3 separate regions of the Homo sapiens genome follow, and all the other regions are linked to region 1. The links are chromatin loops, found by intact Hi-C in ENCODE. Cell type or tissue: endothelial cell of umbilical vein. All regions are shown on one strand. Links, peaks and the distances in the headings refer to the core of each region. The heading gives the core; the rest is flanking DNA.

Region 1 (6,101 bases), core at 674-5,673:
ATTGTTATATAATGAAATAATTATACAATTCACCATAGAATTGTATAATTATACAGTTCACAATTCTATGGTGAACTGTATAATTCAGTGGGAGCCCTGAACTGGTTTTCCTGCAACTCAATGGTCCCTTCTAGGGCTGATGGGAGACAGTGACAGATCATCAGGCATTAGATTCTCATAAGGAGCCTGCAACCTAGATCCCTCGCATGCACAGTTCACGATAGGGTTCACACTCCTATGAGAATCTAATGCTGCCGCAGATCTGACAGGAGGCGGAGCTCAGGCGGTAATGTGAGCCAGCGACGGCGAGCGGCTGTAAATACACATGAAGCTTTGTTCACTTGTTGCTCGCCTCCTGCTGTGTGGCACAGTTCCTAACAGGCCACAGACTGGTACCAATCTGTGCACACCTCTAAAGTGCACACCTCTTCCACACAGGTTGTGTCCCCAGCCGCCTGCAGCCACCATCTCCCCAGCCAGCAAGCTCCTGAAGCATCCAGCAACCATCCTCCTCACCCTCAGAGGAAGGGAGGGGCACCCCTGGCTGTCTCTCCCCTGCCCATCCCAGAGCCATTGCTTCCTATTATCTCTCTCACCACCCACAGCACCACACCTTCTGCTGGTCCGGTCCCTCGGCCACATGTAGATAAGACGTTACCAGCACCCAGTTCAGTGTGTGGGGAGGCAAGTGGAGGGCACAGGCCCCCAGCCTTCACAGTGATGCTCTTGGGATTCGCCTCCCTTGACGAGGTCAATATTCCCTTGCCTCCCAGAGTGGAGTGGCGAGTAAGTAGCTCCTTTCCTGAATTCTGCACCCATCCCCCGCCAATGACAACACCCCTCTCACATCACCAGGATGACGGTGGGAAGACAGCTGGTGGGAGGGTCTAGTCTTTGAACTGGCACCTCTCAGCAAGCTCCCTGGAAGTCTGTCTGTCCCACAGGAGACCACAGTCCCCTGATGGATGGTATCTGCCTGTGTGGGTGTGGTCTGCCCCCACAGGCAAGGCTGCTCCTACCATAGACTATACCTTAGCTTCCCCCTCTTGGCTTTGATCTTAGATGAAATTGCAGAACTAGAGAAAAAAACCATTTAACCACCTTGATGCACATAGAACCACTTTATTTAGGTCTTTCTTCTATAATTTTTGCTTAAACTGTGATCCTCAGAGTTCCTTAAACCCTCTGAGCTTGTTTCCTCATCTGCAAACTAGTGTTTATCTCAGGGAGACCGTGTGAGGATAAGCTAACACATAGAAAGCTTTCAGAATGTGCATGGCGCATAGTGGTTGCTGAGGAAGTACTGGCCGTTCCTGGGGCCCAGCAGATCCAGGTCCTCATAAGCTTCCTGGAATTTCCAGACCCCCTGGGTACACCAACGGGAGCCACAACTCAAGAGGCTCCGCACGCACTTGCATGGCTTAGTGCAGGTCGCCCCCAAACACCCGAAGTCCTAAACTACTGATGTACTGAATTTCATCCAAAAGCAGATTTTAGCCCCTGGGAAAAACTTCTAGATGCCAATGCATACTTTTTTAAAAGTTAAAAAACATAACTCCCATAACAAAGATGGAATGAACACATATCAGAGATTTATTAATCATTAATGATGAAACAAGTAAGATGGTAAAGCTGGTCCAAAAAGTATTTGGAGGACCTAAGTATTTATAGACATTTTTAAAAGAATGTTAGAATAAAATTACTAGGTTTGAAGTAAAACCGGTTGCGACTGGGCATGGTGGCTCACACCTGTAATCCCAGAACTTTGGGAAGCCGAGGCGGGTGGATCATCTGAGGTCAGGAGATTGAAACCAGCCTGGCCAACGTGGTGAAACCCCACCTCTACCAAAAACACAAAAATTAGGCATAGTGGTGGGCATCTGTAATCCCAGCAACATGGGAGACTGAGGCATGAGAATCGCTTGAACCCAGGAAGCGGAGGTTGCAGTGAGCCGAGATTGCACCACTGCACTACAGCCTGGGTGACAGAGCGAGACTCCGTCTCAACAATAAAATAAAATAAAACAAAACTGGCTAATGTCCTTAAGGCAATACAATTATAACCTTTAGGGTTATCTTTCTACCAAATAGAAATCATTTGCATCTCTAGTTGTGGGCAGGAGGAGGGCAGTTGGTTGGTAATTAGTGCTCTGCAGAAAAAATAAAGCATGGACACTGCCCTCCAGCCTGGGCAACAGAGCGAGACCCTATCTCAAAATAAATAAAATAAAATAAAATATAAAAGCATGGAACAAGAATTGAAAGCAGGGGCCAGGTGTGATAGCTCACACCTGTGATCTCAGCACTTTGGGAGGCCAAGACAGGGGGATCATTTGAGCTCAGGAGTTCCAGACCAGTCTGGGCAACATAGCAAAACCCTGTCTCCACAAAAAAAAATAAAATTAACTGGACGTGGTGGTGCAAGTCTGGAGTCCCAGCTACTCAGGAAGCTGAATTGGGAGGATTGCTTAGGGCTTGGGAGGTCAAGGCTTCAGTGAGTTGAAATTGTGCCACTGCAATCCAGGCTGGGCAACAGACTAAGACCTTGTCTCAAAAAATAATAATAACAATAATTGAAATCAGGAGTTCAAACAGGTATTTGTACATCCCTATTTATGGTAGCATTATTCACAACAGCCAAAAGACAGAAGCAACCAAAGTGTCCATCGATGAGTGGGTCAACACAACATGGTACAGGCACACAGTGGGATATTATTCAGCCTTAAAAAGGAAGGAAATTCTGGCACATGCTAGCATAAGGGTTTATCGCTACTGGAAGGACATTATGCTGAGTGAAATAAGCCAGTCACAAGAAGATAAATACTGTATAATTCCACTTACATGAGATACCTGATGTAGTCAAATTCTTACAGACAGAAAGTAGAGGAGTGGAGGAAATGAAGAGTTATTGTTAAGTAGGTACAGAGCTCCAGTTTTGCCAGAAAAAGAGAGCCCTGCAGACTGATTGCACAGCAATGTGAATGTACGCTACACTACTGAACTATGCACTTAAAAATAGCTAAGATGGGAAATTTTATGTTATATGTATTTAACTATATTCTTATTTTAAAAATTAATGGTTAAAATAGTACTTTTTATGTTATGGTATATTTTACCACAGTTTTCTTTAATGTTTTTAACTAAAGCTTAGAATGAGTTTGGGGGTGGCTATTTTATGTAGGTTGGTTAGGAATGCCTCATGAAGAAGAAGTGAGGGAGGGCCCTGTGGATGCCTTAGGGATGCGTGTTCCAAGCTAAAGGGACAGCAAGGACAAAGGCCCTGAGGCCAGGCCTCTCTGGTAGGGCGTGGAGGCTAAGAAAGGAGAATTCAAGTGGCTGAAGATGCAGCCAGCAGGCAGAGGGTGGTGGTGGGAGATATAGGCGGTTACAGGAGCTTTGGTGCTACACACACACACACACACACACACACACTCACTCACATACACTTAATTGCTAATTGCTTCCACACTATCACACTCAACTCACACTCCACCTCCTCTGCGCCCTCCCCAGCAGACACCCGCTTCAGGAACCAAGTTGGTAAGAGCTAGTATTTGGCGCCCTCTGGTGGAATTACATGAGAAATGCCAAATCCAAATAACTGCCAAGATTCCCAGGCGATTGAGGGAAGGAGGAGCCTTGGCCACCCATCCCAGGCCCCTTGTTTTCCAGATAAGGAAACCAAAGACCCCAAGAGGGGTAGGACTTGCTGGAGACTACACAGCGAGCAGGCAGCTAGAACCTCACTCCCTAGCTCCCAGGCTAATGCTCCTTTGTATGATCCCAGCTGCTGACAGACAACAACGCGGACCTCATCTTCCTACTGGCCAGACCCAGGAGGCCCTGGAGGTAGGCTGAGCACACTGCTGTGACCCCAGTTCTCAGGCTAGCTCCAGAGTCTTTGTGACAGTGGCGCGGCAAGCAGCATAGATAACTGCTGCCTTCTAGTCCCTTCCTCCAGCTGGGGAGAAGCCATTCCTAGAAGGCTGAGGCTACCGCTGCGGGAAGTGGAAGGCGGAAGGCGGAAGGCGGGAAACAACCTCATTCCTACCCTGGACCCCCTTATCCAGGGTCTACTCCACATTCTGCTCCTATTGTCAGTCTCAGACATAGCACAACTGACCAGCTACTTACTACCTTAACCACCTCTTTCCCCTCCACTAATTGGAGTTTCTTATGGGCAGGAGCCAAATCTCCCTTGACTTTCTAGTCACCGTGGGTTATAATTAAAAGAGGAGTCACAGACCGGGTTCAAATTACAGCTTTCCTACCAATTGTCACTGTGTGATCTTGGCAAGCTACTCAACCACTCTGCTCCTCCAGTTCTTCACCTATGCGATGGGCACAGCTTGGCTCAGTTGTTCTAACCATTAGTGACTCTGTCCTTGAACATTTAGCATGTGCAGTAGACACAGTCATTGAGTACAAGGTACAGAACTAGTCCTGGAGGGGAAGGGTCCGGGAGCTTTTCTCAGAGCGAGTGAGATCTTTGCAGGGTTTGAATATACTACAGGAGTTTTCCAGGTCCCATGGTTGAAAAACAGCTTTCCATGCAGAGGCAAAGAAACCTGGAACAACAGGGTGAGGAGATCCCCACCTAGCACAGAAGCATCAAGCAAGCATGGTGGCGTTCCATCAAGTCAACTTAACTAGGCTAGAACTTTGTTTTCCAGACTTCCCTCCCTGTATGATTCCAAATGAGGACTGCAGGAGAGGTTTAGGTGAGATTTGGAGGGCAGATAGGAAGCGTCAGCCAAAATGCACTGTGGGTCCCGGCAACACCAGGGGCTGTCGCAGCTCATACACGTTGTCGATGGTCTGCTGGCTTGCACCAGCGGCTCAGAGAAGCAGCCGGTCGGCAGCTCCTCCAGATTCTCCCTCAGTATCTCTGAGACCTGGGCCAGGTGTGAGTGGGACTAACTCCTCCTGCAGGTCCCCACATCACTGCAGTGGGAGGCAGGTAGGACAGAACTCTGTCCTCATGGGTTCCAGTTCTACCTGCTCTCCCCCCATTCACTTGAGCTTTTCTTTATGATGGCAACCAGCTCTACCACACCCAGAGCCACAGCCTCCCACAGTGTAGCATGTCAGAGCTCCATTCATTCACCAGTATTATGAGTAACATCTTTGGCGATTCACATAGGAGTCAAACATTTATTTGTAGTCTGGTTTGGTGACACTATTCTTGGTAACAGAATTAGAAAAACTGATTGTGAGTTTGCAGGAAATACCAAGTCATACTGAAGTTATAGGTGGGTGGCATTTGCAATAAAGATTAGTGAGGCGGGGCATGGTGGCTCACACCTGTAAACTCAGAGCTTTGGGAGGCTGAGGCAACAGGATCATTTGAGCCTAGGAGTTGAAGACCAGTTAGGGCAACAGTGCAAGTCCTCCTTCTCTACAAAAACATAAAACATTAGCCAGACATGGTGTCACGTGCCTGTGGTCCCAGCTACTTGGGAGGCTGGGGCAGGAGGATTGCTTGAGCCCAGGAGTTTAAGGCTGCAGTGAGCTATGATTGCACCACTGCACTCCAGCCTGGGCAACAGAGTGAGTTTCTACCTGCACCCCCCCCAAAAAATGAGTGAATATATTATTATTATTTGTAAACTGTGTGTTACACATTCTTTATATCAGGTAAATAAGCACAGATGCACACTCATAGTTTCCCCCCCAGAGAGCTGGTTGTTAAACACTTACCAGCACACCTGCTGTGGCCAGCTTCTCAGCTACTTAAGCAATTTCTAAGCTTTCTTGTGGAGGGGTGGCCTAAAAATATTACTTTTATTACTAAATAAAATAAGCAATCATCTTTTTATGGTCCATTTGGGAGCACACAGGTCAAATGTCGACATTTTAGTTGTTTGCCACAGCATTAGAAAACAGGCTCTGAAGGTCTCCAGGACCTGCCTTGGCTAAGGGAGAAGAGACAGCATTCCAAGTGACACCTGAGGTCGCCTCCAGTGCAGTGGCCTCACAGGACACACAGTAGGCCTCTGCTCAGCTCCCATCTTACTGAAATCTCCAACCACAGCACAAACACAGTGAAATGTTTCCAGTGCAAAGTGATCTTTTGATCTTCTTCCCCTCACATGTTCACT
Region 2 (6,101 bases), core at 718-5,717, 130 kb before region 1:
TAAATTCATCTTCCCAGCTTGGGTTTGTTAAAATCCTCCATGGGGGTAGTGGGGGAATAAGTTACTTAGAGATGAATGTGAGTGTGCATTTGAACTCAATGTGAATTGATTTTCGTGCAGGACATCTTCATTTTATACATAAATAATGAGCCATTAGCTGATTACTCTCCATTCGCTCTGTGGTACGTGTTTTCTAATACTTGAACAGAAAAACACAATGAATCAAGCAAGGTGGAGGACATATCTAGGCTCAGCCTAAATGTAATAATCACCCAACTTGTGAAGATCATCTTGGAGGCAAACACTGGTGCTATCATTTCATTTTTTCCTTTTTAAAATCCTCATGATGGCTGAAAATTTTGTAAACAGCCTCTTCCATTGTCATATTCAAAGCTTTCAGGATACTTTCTTCTCAGTCTTTCCAGCCATATTCCCAACACTTCTGCAGGAACTGCCACCTCCAAGTTTCTGTCCATAGTGAACTGTGTGATATGTCTTTAAAACTCTGAACAGTTTCATGTTGGCCTCTCAGCACAAGTCAGTTCTTCCCCTCCTGTGTGTCTTTCCATCTCAAACCATAGATGCCATGCCTTCTGCAGAGTAGGCATTAAAGTTTTATGGAATTAAGGGAAGTAGAGAAAGAGAAAGCCTGCAACTGTCTGTACAGCGAAGATTAGAAGAAAAAATGAAATGTTGCAGATTTACCATTTCATGGTACACAGGTTTTGCACTGATAGAGATTTCATGGAACCTTTCAACAGCCTTGTTTCTCCTTGCCTTCAAACTCCATGATACAGAGTAATTAGGATTTTCGTTCCAGCAATAAAAAAGTTCACCCAGACTTCTTTTGTAATAAAATCATGTAATATTGGCAGAAAAAATACAGAAAACAAAGAGATTGGTCCTGAAATTCCATAAGCTAATGTTTACAAAGTAAACAGATTATTTTACTTTTTTTTTTTTTTGAGGCGGAGTCTCACCCTGTCACCCAGGCTGGAGTGCAGTGGCATGATCTCAGCTGACTGCAACCTCCGCCTCCCGGGTTAAAGCGATTCTCTTGCCCCAGCCTCCCGAGTAGCTGGGATTACAGGCGTGTGCCACCACGCCCAGCTAATTTTTTGTATCTTTAGTAGAGACAGGGTTTCACCATGTTGGACAGGCTGGTCTCGAACTCCTGACCTCATGTTCCGCCCACCTCAGCCTCCCAAAGTGCTGGGATTAGAGGCATGAGCCACCGCGCCCAGCCAGATTATTTTACTTTTTAAAATATTGATGTTAAGTTGTGAAGCTACATATGCTGTTACAAGTGACAATGTATAGCAGTGTTAACAAAGCAGCCGTGACCTCATTCCTGGAAATCTGTCACCAAGGCCATCCAAAAAGTATCCATTAAATTACTTTTCCAGATTTTTTCTTGTCCCAAAAATATGTTTAATGAACTTTATCTGAAGGCAGGATATGTCAATACTATTTTTTCTCATAGCTAAGGTTTAACACGCTCCTGATAAGGTTTTAAGATATTCATATAATGTATGTATTTTATGTATATTTACTTATATATTTATACATATATCTATGTTTATACATATCTATGTATGCATATTGATAGACTGTACACATATATCCATGAGATGTCCAATAAATTACTTACACATGGTAGAGGACTGTATGATGCTCCTCTTTGCTCCCACCTCAGGACTTTAGAACTTGCTGTTCACTTTGTATGGAATGCTTTTCCCCAGATAACTACATGCTCACTCTCCCATCTCCTGTATCTTCACCCTTGTTTATTCTCTTTACAGCACTTCTCAGAGCTCACAGGATATGTTTAATTATTTCTATTGTAAACTCCTCAGGGTAAGTTCCATGAGGGCAAAGACCTTGTTCATTTTATTCACTTTATATCCCTCGTGCTTATCACAATGCCATATAATAGAAGCTCACTAAATATTTACAGAATGAATGGATGAATGAGTGACTTAAAGGTAATTTGCTCCAACCCTCTACCATAATACATGATTTCTCTTTGTATTATTTCAAATAAGAACCTACATTAATGAATTAATTGAAGGGCACTTATAAAATAATATGGGAACAAACTGAATACAGAAGAGGTAAAAAAATAAAATAAAGGATGACTGAATTGATTTGAGAAAGAGGATGAGAAAAATTCCAGAGAGCATTTAAAAGGAAAGGAGGAAGAAGAACTCAATCTAACTCATGTTTATATCATGGAAAGAAATTGCATAATTTTCCATCAAGTTTATTATTTTTATCACTGCATCCCTAAGTTAATATGTGCACAACACTTTACAGTTACAAGTACAGTTTATAATAAAACAGCTAAATAAATGAAAGCAAGCTGCATGAGGACTGATGAGAATATATCATGAACCAAAAGATTATAAGGTCCAATACAGAAAACACTGTACATATCTCATCTAATTTAGACCTCATAACAATCATAGAAGTTAAGTGGAACTGGTATTATTCCCATTTTTCAGATGTAGAAACTGAGTCTCAGAAACTTTAAATGATGTGCCTCAAATTTGCACATATTATGTATACCAGACTCCAGATTCTGTGCCATATCTTTAGGATCGAAAGCCTGTACTAAATGATTGGAAAACTCAGTTCCAATTTTTCAGCAATCCTGGGAAATAAGTTAGAAAAATATGAATTAGAAAATTATATCTCCTCTGTCCCAATGTAAGCCTTCTTTCCGTGTTTCTATCCACCTCAAAGTATTCCTTTTTTGAAAAAGTTACGATTTGTTTTAAAGGTCCCCTACTTTTATTTTTTCTTCTTCCTCGGACACTTTATAACTATTGATTGAATTGATATGAATCGAATTTTTCGGATGTAAAAGGTTCTTCACTGTGCAGTTACCCTCTTTTACCACGAGAGGTCACCTACAGGCCAGTGAGGCCGAGGGGTTTTGAGAAGTCGTAGACGAACTTGAGAGTTAAAATTCATGGGCCATGTCATGATTCTGATAGAGTGTGAAGTTGGTGACTCATAGGATCGAAGTGGCAAAAAGTGAAATATGTGGGTTTTGAGACAACTTTGGGTGAAAGTGGGGCAGAGGGCAAGACGACAAAAAGTGCAGAGGCCTCGGCTGGCTGTGTATCCTCTCTACGACATTCTTAAACAGTGTTCTAAGCACCTATAGTGTCCCAGGCATGGGCTTAGTGTTTGGAGAATGACAGTAAGGCTACAGCCTCTCCTCCCCAAAACCCACATCTAGCAGGGTGACTGACAGCCAGCCCACTCTTTACATCCACTAATGTGCCCTGTCCTTTGCTTTAGAGATGAGATTGCAAAGTGAGAGCCTGCAACGGCCTTCCCCTGGATTTGTTTGGCGTTGGCGCTTGTGCTGTTCTGTAACTACTATATATTGCTTTTTCTTCTACCTGGCTTGCTTCACTCATTTGCATCATCTGTGTGGCCCTGTAGACATTTGAGTCTGTCCCTGTGATTTCCCTGCATGCCCATCATGAAGACTAGCCCTACCCGGCCTTTGCTCTTACTCTAAGAGGTCTGGTTCCCACCACCCCGGGCATTTCAGGGCTTCAGCTGTCCTGCTGCCTCAGCAGCTGCTTCTGTAACAAAGTAGATGTCAGCTACTTCAACTCCAGATGAGATCCGAAGTCAAATGAACTTGTTTGCCTCAAAGAGAAGAACAAAGGGGCTTTGTGGGGAGGAGGGGAGCATTGCAACCAGTTAATGAGCAGAGTGTTCAATCTAGAGCATGTCCAACATGGCCAGCCCTGAGGGCATGTGTGACCAAATGGCATTGGTGCAGGCAGCCTCCAACAGCACATAACCATGTTCTTTCTCTTCCAGGGTTTCAGTCCTTCCCCATCTTTTCCTTTTTCTTGCTTACCTCCTGAGCACCCTATTGCCTTTTACCCTTTAATGGCCTCCAGTCCGTTAATTTGTCAGAAACTGTTTCTGTGCAGGTAAGGAGACATTTCATTTATTAGCTTGCTTAAAGCTATGAAGAATATTTCGGAAGAGCTTGCAGCCTCTGCCAACCCACTTATATTAGTTTCCTATTGTTGCTGTAACAAATTACCACAAACGTAGTGACATAAAACAACAAAAACCTATTATCTTAAGGTTCTGTAGATGGGAAGCTGACACAGGTCCCATGGAGCTAAAAGCAAAGCGTCGGCAGGGCTCTGTCCTTTCTGGAGGATCTAAGGGATGATCCATTTTCTTACTCATTCAGGTTGGCAAAATGTAGGTCCCTGAGGTTGTAGGACTGAAGTTTCCATTTCCATGCAGCTGTGGGCTGAGGGTCATTCCCAGCTGCTTGCATTGCTTGGTTTATGTTCCTTTCTCCCGTCTTCCAAGTCAGCAGCAGGAGAGGGGATTGTGCCAAGTCCTCCTCATGTTTTGAATCTTTCCTCTTTCTTTGGTCCCATCTCTCTGACACAGTTGGAAAAGATTCTCCATTTTTAAGGACTCATGATTAGGTTGGGCCACCCAGATGATCCAGGATAATCTCCCCATTTTAAGATTCATCCTCTTAATTAGGTCTACAAAATCCCTTTGTAATGTAAGGTAACATCTGTACAAGTTCTGGGACCCAGGGTGTGGACATCTTTGGAGGCCATTTTCCACTGACCACACCACTGAACCCATCTCTTGGGTTGGTAGGAACCCCAGGTGGTGGTTGTGTTGGAAACCAGACATGGAGTAGACTGCTGAGTAAAGCACTTGACTGAAATGGGGAAAGCTTGGATCTTCTTCCAGCCTTGAAGTCATGGCACTGGCCAAGGCAGTGGGGCTTTGGTTCTTTTAGGGTATCACCAATATGTCTAGCATTAAACTATCTTAAAAATGGACAATTAATACAATTGCCTCAAATTCTAGTAATCAGCATTTTCAGTGGCTAGTGTAAGAGAGACCTATTCAATATGCATTCTTCCTTTCTTCATTACTAAGAGAACCCAGATTTTATTTGGGGTAGCAAGGTGTCCAGCCAAACAACAACCCTGGTTCTAAGTTTTCCTTGCAGCTAGGGGTGGTCAGTGTGACACATTTCTGGTTGAGGAGATATAAATGGAAGTCACTAGATGGGGATTCTAGGGAAGCTCTCTAAAAGAAGCTGACTGCTGAAATGCACCTTCTTTACCTATGCCCTGTCCCTGTTGCCTGCCTGGAATACAGACACGTGGCAGGCACTGAGGCTGCCATCTTGGAAATGTGGGAGTCAAGCTCTAAGGATGGCTGACTGGAGAGCTGGAAAGAGCTGAGTTGTTCCGTAACAGTATTGTAAAACTCCAGTACCATCCTTGGACTGTCCCCCTCTGGATTTCTTTTGTATGAGAGAACAATATTGAGGGCGTGAGAGAAGAGGGGTTGCCCTGTTCTTAAGCAACTGAATTTAATTCCTCACTGGTCTCTGTACTCCGACAATTGATTCTCAATCTAAAGACTTACAAGATTCATAAGTGTCTTCTAGCAACAGGAAATAACCTGTGAAAAAGGAACTTTCTTAATACTAAATTTAGCCCTAATAATTTCAAAACAGAAGTAGTTTTAAATGTATGCGTAACACTTTTAAACTGCCGTAGCTTTTTCACATATGTGATCTCATTTTATCATTGCAGTAACTCTATAAAGTAGGTGGGTCAGAAGGGTGCATATCAGCATTGCCTTCATTGACACTTCAGGAAACTGAGGCACAAAGAGCTTCAGCAGCCTCTTAAAGATCCTAAGTTATTGTTTATATCTTTTAACTCTAAACCATTTGCTCTCTCCTGCTCCTTACTTTAAGATTTATTCCCTAATGTTATATATTATAAGAAACATAGTTTATGATGTTTTTTCTTTTGCCCACCATGTGTATTTAACATGGAAAAATGATAAAATTAATCTTTGCAAAGTATCTCTCCCCCCAGAAATGGGCAACTTACTTAAGCTAGTTCTAGTTAAGGAGGAATTGGTCACACCTATAGAAAGACCTCTCAGAAAAGAGGATGGCCAGACCCTAGGAATGGATCTGTGACCGTGGAAGCCATTAGGGGGCAGCGCCCTCTTGGTTATCTTACTCCCTCCAGTTTTCTTGGTCTTCCCTAATTAAATCATGG
Region 3 (6,101 bases), core at 378-5,377, 510 kb before region 1:
CTCAAACCCAACTTTCTTGTTCTCCATGCATCCTTGCCACTAGTTACTGTAAACAACTTTCCCGTCAGTTCTAATCAATAACTCACATCTGTTCCCTTGGATACCCACTGTGCACCCATTCCTCCCACCAAAACCGCATGTCCCACCACTGTAACTCACATTCCCCTTCCCTTCCTTATTTGGGAAAATATTCACAAATAGCCAACCAGGTCAGTTTAGATTATGCAGTCTGACCCCAGCCCATGGGGGAGTGACACAGAGGTAGTGATTGCATTAGGAGTAAAAATCCCTGCTTTCCTCTGTTCAGTGTGCTCTTGCAATCGTGATTGACGTGAGCAGCACCCTTCTGTTGAAATAAGTTGCCTTGCTGAGAAAACTTTTGCCTGAGTGCTGGTTTCACTTTGCAGCACTGATCATTTATCTCCAACAAATATTGGGGCTCGTCCAGGATTCCCATTCTCCTCTGGGAACGGGGTCTCCTGTCACCTTTCATGAGGAGCATCCCACTGTCTCATTGCAGTGGCCTCAGGGTGAGGGATCAGGACCCACCCAGCGCAATGAATAAACCCAGACTCTCAGCAATGCAGGGAGAAAAAGGCTTGCAACAGCACAGAGACCAGGTAACTCTGTGCACAGGCCAAGGTAAGAAATGTCACTGGAGTGACAAAGTATTTCCTTGGTGGTCGGGATATTCTGGAGGTTGAAAGTGTGTGTGGATGATCACAAGCACTACTGCTGGCAGTGTGCTTGTGTGGATGGTACTAAGCACTACTGCTGTGCAGAGTGAGTGGTTCCTATCTGCGGTTCCGTGGTCACCTCATATGGCTTAGGGAGCATCCTGCTGTGGGGTTTATACTGGCACACCAATGTTAAGAGGGACCTAAATTCCCCTCAGGGAAGCGGCCAGAGTGGACACAGTGAAAGAAGGGTACAAGGAGCCTCCAGCAGGTGGGGCTAAAGGATAGGCAAGAAATCTCTAATATGAGGGATTGAGTCTCAATAAGCCTCCAGAGAAGGATAGGCAAGAAATCTCTAATACGAGGGATTGAGCCTAACTAGGACTCAACATGGGAAATACCCCAAGCAAGACAGGGAGTAAAAGGGATAAAGATAGCAATAAAGATATTCCCTCTGATAGTCCCCTGGGTCTCATGTTAAAATATTGGAAAGATAATGAGAGGACTAAACAAAAAGAAAAAGCAACAAATGATAAAATATTGCGGTTTTATTTGGACTCAGGGACCCATCCTCAAACCCTCAATCTTCTGGCCGATGTTTGGGTCAAATGAGGATGTGGTGTGTCAACTTCTGATTTAATATGTAAATGATAAAAGCCTGGTTTCTCAAGAAGAACTGGATTGTGCTCTTTGTTTGGAGTCAGGGACCCATTCTCCTTTTTCCTTAAAGACAACTAGGGAAAAACTCAATCTAGAATCTCAAAATGAAGAGTCAGAAAAGCCAGTTCCTGTGCCTAAAGACTCCAGCATATAGGATCCCCTAGACCATCTTCCCCCACTCAGTGCCCCTAACCCTTCCCCTCAGGCAGCTGCTGCCATCCTAGATCCTGATCCAGATCCTTCCCCTGCTCACATTATGCCTCCTCCTTACAATCCTGATTCTTGGGAACCATCCCATGAGCCTGTTACTTCTCAGCCCCAGTACCCTTCCCTAAAAGGACTCCAACATGATATAGAACAATGGAGAAATGCTATCCAAAATTTCCCATTTCCCTCTACATCTAAGGAGTCAGCCCCAACTCTCTTCCCCTTAAAGGAGGTGCCACAAGAATGGGGAGCTATTGGCTTTGTGAATGCTCCCTTAACCAGTTTGGAGATCCAAACTTTGACGAAGGAACTTAAGCCATTGTTTGATGACCCTTATGGGTGGCAGATCAAGTTGATCAATTCTTGGGACCTCAATTATACACTTGCGTTGAGTTAATGTCCATCCTAGGCATCCTCTTTTCGGGGGAAGAAAGAAGCATGATCCATAAGCCTGCTATGGTAATTTGGGAACATGAACACCCTCCCGGTAAAAACCTTCCTACTGCAGATCAGAAGTTTCCCACCCAAGACCCCTGGTGGGACAATAATAATGTGGCTCACCAGGAAAATATGCAAGACCTAAGGGACACGATAATAAAAGGAATTAGGGAATCAGTACCCCGAACCCAAAAGCTCTCTAGAGCACTTGATTGTTGTTTCATAACAGGAAAAAGATGAGGGGCCTATGAAATTTCTAGACAGACTAAAGGACCAAATGAGACAATATGCAGGCCTAAATTTAGAAGATCCCCTTGGACAGGGAATGTTAAAGCTCCATTTTGTCACTAAAAGTTAGCCAGATATTTCGTTACAAAAATTAGAAAATTGGGAAAACCAACCTCTGAGTGAACTCCTTAGGGAAGCTCCAAAAGTGTACGTAAAGAGAGACAAAGAAAAGCAAAAACAAAAGGCAAAACTCATGTTATACACTTTCCAGCAGGTGGCTCCAAACCCACACATTTCTAAATATAGCTTCCAGGGGGCCAGAAACTATAAAGGGTCCAGATCTCTGTTTAAAGGACACAAGCCTCCATCTAGAGGACCCCGCCCCTCATCTACCAGACCATCTAAAAAATATGGGGGAGCAAAGCTAAAGAATCCCAGGATTGAGACAGTGGAGAGACAGGATAGGTACTACAAATGTGGAACAGCAGGCCACTTCAAGAGAGAATGTCCTGAATTGCAAAGGCAGAAAGAAGCCCTACCACTCATGACTTTTGAGGAAGAATAGGGGAGTCAGGGGCTCTGTCTCTTTTGCTTCGAATCCCACCAGGAGCCCTTGATAAATTTAGAGGTGGGACCCAAACAGGAGCCTATCACCTTTTTAGTCAATTTAGGAGTGGCTCACTTCTCCATTTGTTTCCCTCCACCTAACATTGCCTGCTCTTCAGAAGAACTTTTAGTCTCTGGGATAAAAGGAGAAGGATTTAAGGCAAAAATCTTAGAAAGTACAGAAGTTAAATACCAAGATTGATTGACTCATATCCAATTTTTATTGATCCCTGAGGCAGGAACTAATCTATTGGGAAGAGACTTAATGCTAAAATTAGGCATAGGCCTACAAGTTCACCCTAAAGGATTTCTTGCCTCATTAAACCTACTCACCACTGCAGATGAAAAATACAGTAATCCCAATGTCTGGTCAAGGGAGGGAAACCTAGGGAAACTCCAAATCCCTCCAAGCCACATCAAGCTAAAAACCCACTGGGGAAGTAGTGAGGAGGAAAAAAATACCCCATTCCCCTAGAGGGCAGAATAGGGTTAAAGCCTATAATTGAAAGTCTTATTAAAGATGGACTCCCTTGTACCCTGTATGTCCCCTTATAACACTCCAGTATTGCCAGTCAAGAAAGCAGATGGGACATACTGACTGGTGCAAGATCTTAAAGCCATCAGTCAAATAGTCCAGACTACCCATCCTGTTGTCCCCAACCCATACACCATTCTCAGCAAAATTCCATATAATCATCAGTGGTTTACAGTAATAGACTTAAAGGATGCCTTCTGGGCATGCCCCTTGGCTAAAGACAGCTGAGACACATTTGCTTTTGAGTGGGAGGACCCCCATTCAGGGCAAAAACAACAGTATCAATGGAGTTCAAGGGTTCACAGACTCCCTAAACCTTTTTGGCCAAATCTAGAACAAGTGTCAGAAAAAGTTGTCATCCCAAAGTAGATATGCCTGGTCCAGTATGTGGGTGATATTCTTATATCTGGTGAAGATGTAAAAAAAGTAGCTGACTTCTCTACACATATTCTTAACCATCTGGAATTTGAGGGGCTATGGGTCTCAAAGGGAAAGCTTCAGTATGTGGAGACTGAAGTTAAATATTTAGGCCACTTTTATCAGTGGAGGTAAGTGAAGAATAGGGCCTGAGTGAGTTGAAGGCATCGTGTCCTTATCCCTGCCTCAAACTAAGCAAGGACTCAGAACATTTTTAGGATTAGTTGGATACTGCTGCTTATGGATTGACTCATATGCCCTAAAAAGTAAACTTTTATATGAAAAGCTTACCTAGTGGAAGCTGGACCATCTCCTGTGGACTTCTGAGGAAGCCGATCAGGTTTTTTAGCCTTACCTTCCCTAGAAAAGCCATTTCATCTTTTTGTTAACATAAATAACAGGGTAGCTTTAGGGGTGCTCACTCAAGAACCCAGTGGCCGCTGGCAGCCCATAGCCTTCCTATCAAAAGTTTTACACCCAATACCTGTAGATGGCCTCAATGTTTTCAATCTGTTGCAGCTACAGAAGTATTAGTTGAAGAAACCAGAAAATTAACCTTTGGGGGAAAATTAACTGTAAGCACACCCCACCAAGTTAGAGCTACTTTAAATAAAAAAGCAGGAAGGTGCTCACTGACTCCAGAATCTTGAAATACTGAAATTGAATCTTGAAAAATTAAAATATGAGGCTATTCTACTAGAAAAAAGATGAATTTAACCTTAACTACTGATAATTCACTCAACCCAGCAGGTTTCTTGACAGGAGACCCAAATCTAAAAAGAGAACACCTATGTTTAGATTTAATTGACTACCAAATGAAGGTCAGGCCAGATCTAGGAGAGACCCCTTTCAAAATGGGGCGATGCTTATTTATAGATGGTTCCTCCCAAGTAATTAAAGGAGAAAGGCATAATGGGTATTCAGTAATTGATAGAGAAACTCTTGAAGAAATAGAGTCAGGAAGGTTGCCCAATAGTTGATCTGCCCAAGTTTGTGAACCATTTGCCCTCAGCCAGGCTTTAAAACACTTACAGAACAAGGAAGAAACTATTTATACTGATTCTAAGTATGCCTTTGGAGTAGCACATACATTTGGAAAAATTTGGCCTGAGAAACCTCTTATTAATTTTAAAGGCCAAAATCTTGCCCATGAAGAGCTAATCATCCATGTTTTAAACAATCTCCAGTTGCCAGAAGAAATAGCCATTGTACATGTCCCCAGACACTAAAAAGACTTTTCCTTTACAAGTTGGGGAAATAACCTTGCAAATCAAGCAGCTAAGCAGGCTGCTGTTTCATCTGAAACACCTATCTTTCACTTAACTCCTTGTCTTCCTCCCCCTGCTGCAACCTCTATCTTCTCTGCTGCAGAAAAGGAAAAATTAATAAGAATAGGAGCCAAAGAAAACTCAGAAGGAAAATGGGTGTTACCAGATCAATGAGAAATACTATCCAAACTCGTCATGAAGGAAATCCTGTCCCATCTGCATCAAGGGACCCACTGGGGACCCCAAGCTATGTGTGATGCAGTTCTCAGGGTTTATGGGTGTTCAGGAACTTATACTGTAGCCAAACAGATTAAAGATAGTTGCTTCATATGTAAAAAAAAAAAACCCAACAAACAAGTTACAAAGAAATCGCCCCTTGCGGGGAGGGATCCAGGGCTAAGACCATTCCAAAGTGTTCAAATTGACTACACTGAAATGCCCCCAATCGGTCGCCTAAAGTACTTATTAGTAACAGCAGATCACCTTACTCATTGAGTTGAAGCTATTCCCTTTTCAAATGCAATGGCCAATAATGTAGTTAAAGCATTAACTGAAAAGATAGTGCCCAGGTTTGGACCAATAGAAAATATTGATTCAGACAATGGAACCCATTTCATAGCACATATCATTAAAAAGCTATCCCAAGCCCTAGACATTAGATGGGAATATCATACTCCTTGGCACCCACCTTCCTCAAGAAGAATAGAAAGGATGAATTAGACCTTAAAGAACCACATAACCAAATTAGTTCTAGAGACTCAGTTGCCATGGACCAAATGTCTTCTTATTGCCTTTTAAGAATCTGAGCTGCTCCTTGGAAAGATATTGGCCTTTCTCCTTATGAGATGCTCTAATTGCCTTATTTACACTCCACTGCTGGCATTCCTACATTTGAAACAAAAGATCAATTCCTCAGGAATTATATACTTGGTCTCTCCTCTACTTTCTCTTTTTTTAAAAACCAAAGGTCTCCTAGCACAGGCGCCGCCCCTGGAGTTCCCAGTACATCAACATCAGCCTGGGGATCATGTCCTCATCAAAAGCTAGAAAGAAGAAAAACTTGAG

What was found. A loop is a pair of places that touch in the nucleus more often than their neighbours do. Peaks named below come from ENCODE experiments on the same cell type or tissue, not always from the same donor. Only the 100,000 strongest peaks of a DNase experiment are listed, where the experiment ranks them.
Region 2: it touches region 1 in a loop (7-fold over the local background); 101 of 110 quality-filtered maps call a loop at or near these places.
Region 3: a loop joins it to region 1, with 10 times the contacts of the local background. A loop is called at or near these places in 28 of 110 quality-filtered maps.

What each region holds. Positions count from the first base shown.
Region 1 is chr9:69,419,831-69,425,931 of GRCh38, reverse strand. LOC124902177 (a long non-coding RNA gene) reads left to right here and starts at 3,417. Exons shown (of 2, transcript XR_007061568.1): 1 at 3,417-3,849. RefSeq lists a silencer at 3,165-3,459. In endothelial cell of umbilical vein, for the core only: a CTCF peak has its summit at 3,565 (motif pointing left); a DNase peak (open chromatin) is centred at 3,551.
Region 2 is chr9:69,546,417-69,552,517 of GRCh38, reverse strand. The region is part of intron 1 of APBA1 (amyloid beta precursor protein binding family A member 1); the gene reads left to right. Among named protein-coding and RNA genes, the nearest start is that of APBA1, 120 kb to the left of the region's middle. In endothelial cell of umbilical vein, for the core only: a CTCF peak has its summit at 2,894 (motif pointing right); a DNase peak (open chromatin) is centred at 2,927; H3K27me3 peaks cover 396 bases.
Region 3 is chr9:69,927,934-69,934,034 of GRCh38, reverse strand. No RefSeq gene overlaps it. Among named protein-coding and RNA genes, the nearest start is that of CFAP95, 110 kb to the right of the region's middle. In endothelial cell of umbilical vein, for the core only: CTCF peaks have their summits at 910 (motif pointing right) and 2,475 (motif pointing right); DNase peaks (open chromatin) are centred at 954 and 2,484; H3K27me3 peaks cover 186 bases.